2 separate regions of the Homo sapiens genome follow, and region 1 is linked to region 2. Evidence: read pairs that join two places in POLR2A ChIA-PET (ENCODE). Cell type or tissue: A673. All regions are shown on one strand. Each heading gives the region's core, and the rest is flanking DNA. Links, peaks and the distances in the headings are about the cores only.

What was found. ChIA-PET counts read pairs that join two places held together with the same protein. Peaks named below come from ENCODE experiments on the same cell type or tissue, not always from the same donor. Only the 100,000 strongest peaks of a DNase experiment are listed, where the experiment ranks them.
Region 1: POLR2A ChIA-PET joins it to region 2 with 13 read pairs; 1 of 35 experiments calls an interaction of 5 or more read pairs at or near these places.

Annotation. Positions count from the first base shown.
Region 1 is chr16:74,075,983-74,082,189 of GRCh38, reverse strand. No RefSeq gene overlaps it. Among named protein-coding and RNA genes, the nearest start is that of PSMD7-DT, 140 kb to the left of the region's middle. In A673, for the core only: no CTCF peak of the experiment used is centred there; a DNase peak (open chromatin) is centred at 2,859.
Region 2 is chr16:73,092,700-73,098,906 of GRCh38, reverse strand. It overlaps HCCAT5 (hepatocellular carcinoma associated transcript 5), which reads right to left. Exons shown (of 3, transcript NR_027756.1): 1 at 5,922-6,207; 2 at 5,696-5,826; 3 at 5,133-5,443. It also overlaps a transcript of ZFHX3 not described here. Among named protein-coding and RNA genes, the nearest start is that of HCCAT5, 3.5 kb to the right of the region's middle. RefSeq lists enhancers at 4,953-5,453, 5,454-5,954. In A673, for the core only: no CTCF peak of the experiment used is centred there; a DNase peak (open chromatin) is centred at 2,816.

The sequences.
Region 1 (6,207 bases), core at 1,005-5,004, 980 kb before region 2:
TGTCTCAAAAAAAAAAAAAAAAAAAAACCAAAATAAAATAAAAATGATGTATAAATTCAAAATAGAATTGATTATTGCTTCCATTTGCTTCAGTTCTGTTTTGCTTCAGGATTTCTTGGCCGGGTGTGGTGGCTCATGCCTGTAATCCCAGCACTTTGGGAGGCCGAGGTGGGCGGATCACCTGAGGCCAGGAGTTCAAGACCAGCCTGGCCAACATGGCAAAACCCAGTCTCTACTAAAAATACAAAAATTAGCCAGGTGTGGTGGTGCACACCTGTAACCCCAGCTACTAGGGAGGCTGAGGCACGAGAATTGCTTGAACCTGGGAGGCAGAGGTTACAGTGAGCTGAGAGCACACCACTGCACTCCAGCCTGGGTAATAGAGTAAGACCCTGTCTCAAAAAAAAAAAAAAAAAAAAAAAAAAAAAAAAAAGAAAGGATTTCTTACTGATTTTAGTTCTGGCTTGGTTTCAATTGATTGGCTTTATCTTCATTATGGGTCCTGTTTTCCTTCTTCCTTCCTTGCCTGGTAATTTTCTATTGGATGCAGACATTGTGGATTTTGCTTTGTTGGGTGCTGGATATTTATGTATTTTTATAAATATTCTTGGGGTTTGTTTTGGGACACAGTTAAGTTGCTTGAAAATTGCTCCATCATTTTGGGTCTTGCTTTTAAGATTCGTTAGGCAGGATCAGAGTTGTGTTTAGTCTAGGCCTAATTATCCCACACCACTGAGGCAAGACTCTTCTGAGTACTCTGCCCACATCCTCTTGAATTATGAAGTTTCCCAGTTCGGGTGGTGGGAACAAGCACTGTTCTTGGCCTTGTGTGAGCTGCGAGTTCTGTTCCGTCTAATCCTTCCAGGTGGTTCTTTCTCCAGCCTTGGGTAGTCTCCTCAGACCATGTACTGGTCCATTTTCTGCTGAAAGCGTGACAGAAAGAGCTCTGGAGATCTCTAGAATTTTCTCTCTGGGCAATTCTCTTTTTTCTAGTCTCTGCTCGGAGAATTCTAGATGCCTGGTCTCCCTGGACTCTCAGCACTGTGGCTTCAACTCAGGGAGTCACTGGGCCTGTCCTGGGTCCCCCTCTTCCTGTACGGTGGCCTGGAAATGCTCCCCAGGCACTAAGTTGGGGCAATCAGAGCACTCACTGTGTTTGTTTCCCATTTGTCAGGGCTCACTGTCCCTCATTGTCTTATGCCCAATGCCTTAAACACTGTTGTTTCATATATTGTGTTCCAGTGACTGGAGAGTAAATCCAGTCACTGCTACTCCATTTTGGGCAGAAGTAGAAATGCTGGAGTCATAGCAGTTAAAACTATGCATAATTTAAAAAAGGATGGTGTCTTCATTTAAAAATATCCAAGCCGATCGTGGTGGCTGCCTGTGATCCCAGCATTTTGGGAGGCTGAGGCAGGAGGATTCCTTGAGCCTAGGAGTTCGAGGCTGCAGTGAGATATGACCACACCACTGCACTCCAGCTTGGGTGACAGAGCGAGACCCTGTCTAAAAAAAAGATATATATATATATATTTATATAAAATTCTGGCTAAAGGTCAGCGGATAGAAGGCAGTTGAAACTGTAAATAAGCAGTGAAGTGAGCGTGTTTATATGCACATCACCAGATGAAAAGCTAAAGAGAAAAGCTAGAGGGGAAGTGTCTCACGTGGTCATGCGTTTCCTGCACACACACGTAAAAAATTCATCGCTCTGGTTAAGTGTTATTAGGCTGGTGCAAAAGTAATTGCAGTGTTTGCCATGACTTTCAATGGCAATTACTTTTGCACCAACCTAATATAAAAGTGAGGGCACAGGATTGCATATTTATTCTGTCAAAATCATCTGTGGAGCCATAGCTCTTTCCCGACTTTCCTCTTTAGTTTCCTCTTTCATTTAGTGAGTTTTACTCCAGGTGGTATTTGGACATACAGGTCTCTGAGGTTCCTAAATCCAAAGTCAGAGCAAAATGAGAACTGCAAATCTTTCATCATTTTCTTTTCTTTGGTTGTACCATCATTCTTTTATTTTATTTTATTTTTTTGAGACGGAGTTTTGTTCTTGTCTCCCAGGCTGGAGTGCAATGGCACGATCTCAGCTCACTGCAACCTCTGCCTCCCAGGTTCAAGCCTCAGCCTCTCGAGTAGCTGGGATCACAGGCATGCTCCACCATACCCAGCTAATTTTGTATTTTTAGTAGAGATGGGGGATTTGCTATGTTGGCCAGGCTGGTCTTGAACTCATGACCTCAGGTGATCCACCTGCCTTGGCCTCCCGAAGTGCTGGGATTACAGGCGTGAGCCACTGCACCTGGCCCATTCTTTTATAATCAATCTCCAAATAGTCAAATTTCCCAAATTCATTTATGGAAAGAGACCACATCCCAAAGTATTAGTGGGATGATGCTTCATTCTGAATAGAGGTCATGAAATGGACTGGAAAAGTCAGGTAGGGGTTTTAGAAAACACCCGAGACAGGTAAAAAGTGAGAAAGAGTAAAGAACAGGAAGAGGACTCAGCAAAGATTTAGTTCAGGTGGGCTGAACTCTTAACTAATGAGAATGTTCATTTTCTACTTATAAGCGGATTTCACTCTTCATCTTTGTTTTAATCTGGAATTATTTATAAGTGAAAATAGACATAGTTCAAAACATAGTTAGTTTAGGAAAATGGCTTGTTTTCATTGAAAAATGCCTGGTGAGTTGATGGGGTGTTTCATGTATTTCTGCTACTTTCAGTTATTCATATCTGAAGCACGACTACCCACCACATTATGGTAAATAGTCACAAAAATTTGCCTGGAGGCAGTTTTTTAAAGACAGACATGGTGTTGGAGAGAGTTAATTTACTTCTTTAAAGGCTTGCCTTGAATACTAATTCAGGATGTAAATGTCACAGTTTGCAAGCTGCAAGAGTTACAGTGATTATTCCACAAGTACAATATTTGAATAATCACAACAGTTTTTTTCATTATGGAAGAGAAAAGATGATCATTTAGTAAGCCATAAGTACCAGCAGCTATACTTCTAGTCTCAGACATAATCCAAATTCACTGTATTCATTATAATGAGTATGCCATTTATAATTAGATATTAGTTACTGAATGACATAGTTTTCCGGTTTTGATCTCTGATATTTGAATACATGTGTTTGCAGAAATATATAACTAAGTAATGACTCATTTTCTGAAAATGATTCACAAAAAATGACATTTGAAAATAAGGATTTTAAGCCATACTCATCCTTATGCTCATGAAAATTTGTCTGAATTGTCTTATAAAAGATTTTAAAGCAAATCATTCCTATGACTTAATTACTTTGAAAGCTCATTAGAGCTGGATTAAGATTATGTATCTAAAATAGATATTTATCTAAAGCTGTGTTTCTCAAAAGTGTTTTTCTCCGGATCAGTAACATCGCTATCACCTGGGATACCTCTTAGACATGCCAATTACCCAGCTGCCTTAGAACTAAGTAATCAGAAACTCTGGGGTGGGCCCCAGGCCCGTGTGTTTTAAAAAGCCCACAGTGATCCTGACACACACGAAAGTGGGAGCACCTCTTGTCTGAAAGAGTCGTTCTCTGATTGCACATAGGTGTCAGAAAAGCTGCCGTTCACAGTATTTTCCCTGGTGTTCACTTGCACCTCTGAAACTCCTGTCGTGGATCTGGTTTTCAACTGTTATTTAATAGTTGAAGAATTAGGATTTGCACCTATTTAGAGGGAATGGATACAGTACACCCTTCTCAAACCATTTTTTTTTCCAATTTAATGCTTAAGTGGTCATTGATGGCTTTCGATGAGAGTAATATGTCTTATGATTTCCAAACTGTAACTAACTCAAGTTAACGAGGAGAATTTCACTTAATGGCACCAATTCTTGATGGCTAAACTCGCTGGAGGTAATCTGAATGAAAAGACTGACTTTGTCGTTTCTCTTTCTGCACCCACAAAAGGGGGAAAAGAACTAACTGCTGATAGTTATTGCTTTCATCTGTACCATTTCCAGCTTGCATTTACTGTCACGAAACACACTTGTGTTTAATTCCACATATTTTAGTAATTGTTGCAAACTGGAGAAGAGGTATCAAGCACTTATCTCTAGGAGAACTTAAGTATGGTATTTCAAAGCCAGGAAGAGGAAGAAGAGCGTTACCTCCTTGTCTTCCAGGGGAAAAGAAAGACCTTTGAAGGGTGAGTTTAAGAATTTTTCCATCCTTCTAGGACAGAAGTTTCTTAAATTAAATACTGCATCACCCTAAAGAGTTGATAGTATTATGAAGGTTTATGGTTCTGCACACTGACAGAAATTCATTGTTTTTGATGAGAAATTTCTGTGAGTTGCAGTGAAGGATATTTGCTCTCTTTAAAACTTGCAATGAGTGTTGAGTATTAATATTGTGAAATTTAATCTTTTAGGCAGTTGTCAAGTTCTTTATTCTTATTGGAATAGCCTCCTGAGATTCATGCTCTGATAAGCAATGAAAGTTTGCAGTGGCGAAATCTTAGCACAAACTTCAGACGTATCCAGGATTCTTATTTAGACTCAGAGGTGTGCAGGTAGCCTCTGAAAAATGTGTTAACTTTGGTAGTCCTGTGATTTCTGGATTAAACATTCCAAAGTTGCCACTATAAGCAACAAAGTTGGAAAAGCAAATTCCTGAGAGATACGTGTGGGAAAACAGTTGGGTAATGTTTTTGCTCCCTGATGTTTTCATGTGTGACCATTACAGGATGCCTTGTAATTATTGTTTTGTAACTAAATGCTAATAAAGCCACCAGTTATGGCTCCTAGTTGGATTCCCAGAGTATAATGAATACAGTTTTTTAAGAGCCTAACTCTGTGTTTTTAGGATTATAAATTTGTTCAGCTGTAAGTAGTTCTGCGTTCCCCATTTAAACCTCTTGAAGGCAGCTGTTTCCAACTCTTTTAGCTATTTTGTTCAGGATTTTTCTCCTCAATCATTGTTATACATCGCTACTGCTCCCCACTTTCTCTGGCCAACTTTTAGACATTATCCTTGATTTTGCAACAGGAAGATGAGTTTTTAGCCTTATTAAACTATTCACCTCCCCATCTGATACCCACTCATTTCTTTCTTCTCCAAATATAGTGGTGCCATAATTTTGGTGACAATAAGACTTAATGCTTATATTAACTACATAAATATTGTTCTCAACTGAGCCATACAATGTTCAGCAATTGGATTTCCTTTCTGGGGCTACACTTTGTTTTTCCTAGAGATATTAACTGTTTTGTTGTTGTTTTGTGCTTGTTTCTGGGGAATGTGTCACTAAATCTTTCCACCAGCTTTCTTTCAGAGCTACTAAACTCCTCTGAACATGGCCAAACATGTCAATAGGTCTAGTGGCTTTGTGATGGTGATGGCTGGGGAAGGAGTGGGGGCTAGGAGGGAGGTGGTTCTCCTGGCCTTGGCCTTTCTCTTGGCCCTACCTGAGCCAGTTGTTTTCTAGGCCAGATGCTCAGCCTGGGAGCTCAGGGACTTGCGTTCACTACCTTTTTAGGAATTTCCTTAGACTCGGGGCCATGGGGAGGGGGTTTGGATTTTGGTGGTGTGCAGAGTAACATGTTTCAGGGAGACTGTGTTGAGATGCTTTTGCAAATGTTAGAGTAGCAGTGGGAGGGAGGGAAAGAAGGAAGGAGAGAGGGAGGGAGGGAGGGAGGGATGTGCCGTGTCAATTACATTCTCTCGTGTCCTGGTGTCACTCACCCCTGCTACTCTGTTTCTCTTGGCTTCCTTGTCTCCATCGTTCTCTCCCTGCCATCCTCCATTCCCTCCTCCTGCTTTATTATGACATAGTCACATACCATATAATTCACTCATTTTTAACTTCTTTTTATAATTTCAACTATTAGGGGTACATGTGAGTTTATTACATGGATATATCATATGATGCTGAGGCGTAGGGTATGACTGATCCCATCACCCAGGTAGTGAGCATAGTACACAATAGTTAGCTTTGCAAACCTTCTTCCTCCCCCTGCCTCCCCCACAGGCCCCCCGTTCCTATTGTTCTTATCTTTATGTCCCTGAGTACCCAATGTTTAGCTCCCACCTATAAGCGAGAAGATGGGGAATTGAGTTTTCTGTGCCTGCGTTAATTTGCTTGGGATAATGGCCCTCCAACTGCATCCATGTTGCTGTAAAGGACATGATTTCATTCTTTTTATAACTGCATAGTATTCC
Region 2 (6,207 bases), core at 734-4,733:
GTCCAATGTAGGGGGTGGAGGTTGCTGGTGCAGAATTCACAACCAGCACCAGCCGTGGCAATGCCAGAGGATGACTGCAAGAAGTCCTTTGAAGCGGCGGCGTTGACAGTCAGAGAGGAATTCCCAGGCATAAATGGCTTTGCCACGTGTGCCCACGCTGGCTCTGCCAAGCTAGCAAACAGAGCATCCAAGATAAAGGTAGATCAGATGAAAAAAAAAATGTGATGGTCAAAACATAGATATACAGCCAGGTGCAGTGGCTCACGCCTGTAATCCCAACACTTTGGGAGGCCAGGGTAGGAGGATCGCCTGAGGTCAGGAGTTCAAGACCAACCTGGCCAACATGGCAAAACCCCATCTCTACTAAAGATACAAAAATTATCCGGGTGTGGTGGCATGTGCCTGTCATCCCAGCTACTCAGGAAGCTGAGGGAGGAGAATCACTTGAACCCAGGAGGTAGAGGTTGCAGTGAGCCAAGATCATGCCACTGCACTCCAGCCTAGGTGAGAGAGCAAAACTCCATCTCAAAGACAAAACAGGTGGGGCACGGTGGCTCACACCTGTAATCCCAGCACTTTGGAAGGCTGTGACGGGTGGATCACGAGGTCAGGAGTTCGAGACCAGCCTGGCCAATATGGTGAAACCCTGTCTCTACTAAAAATACAAAAAAATTAACTGGGTCTGGTGGCCCATGCTTGTAGTCCCAGCTGCTCAGGAGGCTGAGGCAGGAGAATCGCTTGAACCCAGGAGACAGAGGTTTCAGTGATCTGAGATCGTGCCACTGCACTCCAGCCTGGGTGACAAAGCGAGACTCCATCTCAAAAAAAAAAAAAATAGATACACAAGGGACGCAGATACTTGTACACTCATGTTGACAGCAACATTATTCCAATAGCCAAAGAGACTAACAACCCAAGCGTCCATCAACAGGGGAGTGGATAAACATAATGTGGTATATCCATACAGTGGAATATTATTTGGTATAAAATGAATTAAGGTTAGATACATCTTATGACATGGATGAACCTTGAAAACATTATGTTCAGTGAAAGAAGCCAGATACAAAGGGACAAATATTGTACAGCGCCATTTATGTGAAATGTTCAGAATAGCAAATTCATAGAGACGGAAAGTAGATGAGAGGTTTCCAGGGGCTGGAGGGGCCACGGGGACGGGGAAAGAGGGAATAGGACTTATTGCTTAATGGGTAAAAAGTTTACGTTTAGAGTGACGAGAAATGTTGGAAAGAGATCGTGGCCATAGTCTCACAACACTGCCAGTGTGATGAACAGCACTGAATTGTACACTGAACAATGGGTAAAATGGCAAATTTTATGTTGTCTATATTTTAACACAATGAAAAATTAAATAACTTGAGACATATGTATATATAAATCCAGGTAAAACCTAAAACCAGATAATCCAGTTGAAAAGTCATGAAAGCTATTCATGGGAAATTACATAAACAAGTTAGAAAAGACAGTAAGAGCTGTCTCAGAGCTAACCCTATTCAAACTGTCCAGAAAGAAATCTTTCTAGGCCAGGCTCAGCAGCTCATGCCTGTATGGCCAGCACTTTGGGAGGCCAAGTGGGGAGGATTGCTTGAGAACAGGAGTTCAAGACCATCCTGGGCAACAGAGCAAGTCCTGTCTCTACAAAAAAAAAAAAAAAAAATTAAAATTAGCTGGGTGTGGTGAGGAGGCAAGCACCTCTAGTCCCAGCTACTTGGGAGGCTGAGGCAGAAGAACTGCTTGAGCCTGGGAGGTTGAGGCTGCAGAGAGTTGTGATGGTGCCACTGCACTCCAGCCTGGGTGACAGAACAAGACCCCACCTCGAAAGAAGGAAGGGAGGGAAGGAGGGGGAGAGAGACAGAGAAAGAGAAGAGAAGAGATGAGATGAGATGCAAAGAAAAAATATTTCTCCTCTTGCCTTGGCTTTCCCTGTGGCCGTTTCTTTACAGCACATACTTATGGCTGTGTTTTAAGATCTCATCTCCTGTGTTTTGGGCAAAGGTGCCAGTCTTCTTGACTGAGTTCCCCTCTGTCCCAGCACACCTGACATGAAATGAGGTTCTAAAGGCAAGCTTACTCCCGGGCATACTTCTGCCTTGAAGAAGAGTTTTAACATGATGCCCCATTCTCTGCCTTCTCCTGTCCCACTCCCTTCCCACCATCAGAAGTTCAGCTTCAATGCCGGGCATGGTGGCTTGTGCCTGCAATCCCCCTGTAATCCCAGCATTTGGGGAGGCTGAGGCAGGTGGATCCCTTGAGGTCAGGAGTTTGAGACCAGCCTGGCCAAAAGGTGAAACCCCGTCTCTACTAAAAAAAAAAAAAAAATTAGCTGGGCTTCATGGTGCACACCTATAATCCCAGCTACTTGGGAGGCTGAAGTACAAGAATCGCTTGAACCCAGGAGGTGGAGGTTACAATGAGCTGAGATCGCATCACTGCACTCCACCCTGGGTGACAGAGTGAGACTCTGTCTCAAAAAAAAAAATAAAGAAGTTCGGCTTCAGCTATTGCATACGAAGACCTCTGAGTTTTCATTGGTTTAGGAAATGTGCAGGGCTGCTGTAAGAGCGCCTACGAGATGGAGGGAGATCCCCTGAGCTCCCAGACCATGAAAGACCCAGCCACCACCCGGTCTCCAGCACTGGGAGTCATAAGGAGCAAAAGCTACTTTCTGGAACAGTTATAGGAGCCCAATTCGGGGCAGGCAGCCGGAGCAGGCAGGCAGGCAGGCAGTAAAGAGTTTCCAGGTCCCTGGGGGACTGTAATCACATTCCCCAACCAGGTGCTGGGAGGAGGGCTAGTGGCTTCCAACCTTCTTGGCCCGGGGCCAGCATCTCCAGGCCCCTCTCCACCCTTGGCTCAATCACATCGTCTTTCCAACCAGAAGCTTGTTAACTGTTTTCCTGTGCTTTTATTCAGATTTCAAGGCACCCTCTGTGTGTTAAACTTCAAAGAAAGTTTGCTACAGTAAGTGCAATGTTGTAACAAGTGGAAGCTCCTAACAGCTCTGTTGAAAATGGTTTATTAAAAAGAAGGGGCCGGGATTCTTTTCCCCCTCCACCCACCGCCTTCTTTCAAATGAAATTGCATTTGTGTCTGAATTAAGTTGCCCGGTATCAATCCTGAAGTTTTTAAAGATGAAAAGCAGAACAGCCACACAATATTTAAAATGTAAAATGATTACCAAATGGCATCAGGCCAATGTTTATGAATCATTGAATATGATGATAAAATCATAAAAAATAATCACCAAAAAGTAAATAAATTACCCAGCTTACTGCGTACTTTCACGTAAGGTCTGACACAAAAGCTGCAGCCATGAATGATTTATACCTGTTTTAACAATAATACTCATTTTACTGAAAGATGGTCAGCACTTGGGCCGCTGTGGGCAACATGCCAGTTGTCGAAAGGTTAATGTTTCAGCAGCAATACATTAAATTATGAATAACACCAGTCCCAAAATGGAAGGTTATTAGCTCAGTCTGCTTAATTAGCCCAGCTAGAACTTTGCCATCTAGTAGCAGTGCCCATTACTTCAGCAGTAGCTAAGATGGGGGCTGGCAGTGTGGGATTCTTATGCCAGACTGGGGACAGGGAGAGGCAAGATGGGTGTGGGATGTCTTTTATTTTCTTTTCATCCAGTATAATATTAAGAGAAGCATCCCAGAGCCAGGCGCAGTGGCTCATGCCTGTAGTCCCAGCACTTTGGGAGGCCAAAGTGGGAGGATCACTTGAGCTCAGGAGTTTGAGACCAGCCTAGGCAACACAGCAAGACCCTTGTCTCTATTTAAAATAAAAAGTAAAAAAAGATAAGCATTTCAGAAGCTGGTTTTCAGGATTTTTAACTCTCCCATGGTTTATCTATGAAGACTTCACAGAAGGAGCTGCGCACAGTGGCTCATGCCTGTAATCCCAACGCTTTAGGAGGCTGAGGTGGGCAGATCACCTGAGGTCAGGAGTTTGAGACTAGCCTGGCTAACATGAGGAAAACCCTATCTCTATAAAAATACAAAAATTAGCCGGACATGACGGTGTACATCTGCAGTCCCAGCTACTCAGGAGGCTGAAGCAGGAGAATCACTTGAACCCAGAAGGTGGAGGCTGCAGTGAGTCAAGTTCGTACCTCTGCACTCCAGCCTGGGCAAAAAAGCAAGACTCCATCAAAAAATAACAACAGCAACAACAACGACAAAAAACACTTCACAGGAGGAAGGAGCAGAAATTGTTAGGGAGGAGCTTGGTCCTTGGTCCTTGTTGGTGTGGACCCACCGTGATCTGGTTCTACATGTGTTTGTTGCTGCTACACCTGAGCCCCACCGAAGTAGCATAAGGTACCATCCACTTTGGCGCCCACCGTGACCCGTCAGCACTCATCCAACACAGGCATGTATTGGGCAGCTACTTTGTACCTAGTACTTACAAAGTCAGGAATAAGACAAACACATTTTTAATCTAAGGGAGGGGACAGACAACCATGTTAAACAATCAACTATGCAGTTATTGCATTAATTACAGTCACATGGCTGTTATGAAGAGAAGGTTTACAGGACCAGCCCCTGGACTGGAGTCAGGGTAGGGGTTCTTAGAGAAGGCTTCTTACTGTTCAGATCTCTAAAATGTGTGAGTAGGAATTAATTGGGTGAACTTCCAGGAAAGAACCTTCCAGGGAGAAAAATACCTAAACTATGCCTGTGTTTCCAAAAAGAATGCTGCTGGAGAAAGATCAGGCATTATTTTCAAAGGTATATTGGAAGAGGATTTGCCTACCTGGGCTATAAGAAAGCTATTGAGCGCCTAGCTTGTGTGTGCATTTGTAGGGGGTTGGGGGGGTCCACACTCAACCCCACAACTTTCCCTCACCCCATCCTGCCTTTGCCCTGCCAGGTGCTCCAGTTCTAAACTCTTAAGTTTTCAGCCAGGAGCAGGGCCAGGACTCACCCGTGCCATGCCGGCTACATCCCTGCTAGAGCTAAGCTGTCTGCACCACCGCCCCAGCTCTACTTAGTACTATTAGTAGCTTGTTTTTCTAAGCCCTAAAATTCATTTTCTTTTCCCGCCTCGCTTCCAGAAAAATAAATAAAAGTGAACACATCACTCATTTAAGACGAGGAATGGAATTTAGGTTGCGTTTTTCTTTCTATTTTTATGATTAGTTAGAATTTTCCTGGGAACGCCGCCAGGAGGGCATTATGGTGAGATAATGTCCTGTATTTAATCAGCGCTGTAATGGCGAACTGTATTCTGTGGGGAGAGGCCGAGTTCACTCATCCTTCTCCGTGCTGTCTGTTTGCAGGAGACGACCGGTTAGCCCAAGATGAAGACAAGGCCGAGAAATGGCTGGGCTCCAGGCTTGTGTGACAGCCCGAGAGTGGACAGGGCGCAGCTATGACTCCATCTCTTCTTACAGGACCTGGAAGCTCTGAGAGCCCTGGAACCCCCAAAAGAGCTGAGCGAAAGGGGCCCTCAAACGGACCAAAGTGATCAGCTGTGGTTCTGCATCTGCCAGACTTTTTCAGGGTCGTCCCCTGTGGCTTTCAGACGTCTGTTGGCCTGGGCACACTTCTGGCTTTCAATATGCATCTTTCCCCTTTGCAACCCAAACACGATGTGCAAAGGGTGGCACGTGGCCTTTGAGTGAACCTGGAAGTCAACGCCAGGTAGGACCGGATCATTCCCTTACCTCTGCATGCGCGTGGTCGTCCAGAGTTTCCCGAAAACCTCTGCTGGAGGTGAGGGCTCGTGGTTTGCAGCTGTCGGGGTTGTTCTTGTTTTCAGAGTTCTTTGATCCATTGCTGAAGAATGAAGGGATCTCTGGGAGGGGTCAAATAGCAAAAGGATATGTTAGAGAGATGTTTGAAAGGATGGAAGAAAACAAGGGCCCGAAGAAAAAGGAGAAGGGATTTCACCTCCAGGAAGGGCACACAGAGCATAAACGAAGGGATACAGGTTGGCTTTTCTCTGCAACTAGCATGGGTGGCTGGGAAAACAGGAGCGCGTGGGACACACACAGCCTCTCAGATTTACTGTTGTCCCTATTAAACTCCGGGTCTGCATGAGCCGTCTGTTCAGGTAAGGGCAGTGGAGAGCACAGGATGCCCCAAGCAACCCATAAATAGCAGGGTGAAGACAAAGTGTTTATTACTTAGCCTCATGAAGCCCATATAAGCGCTCTCCCAGAGCGCGAGAGAGCAA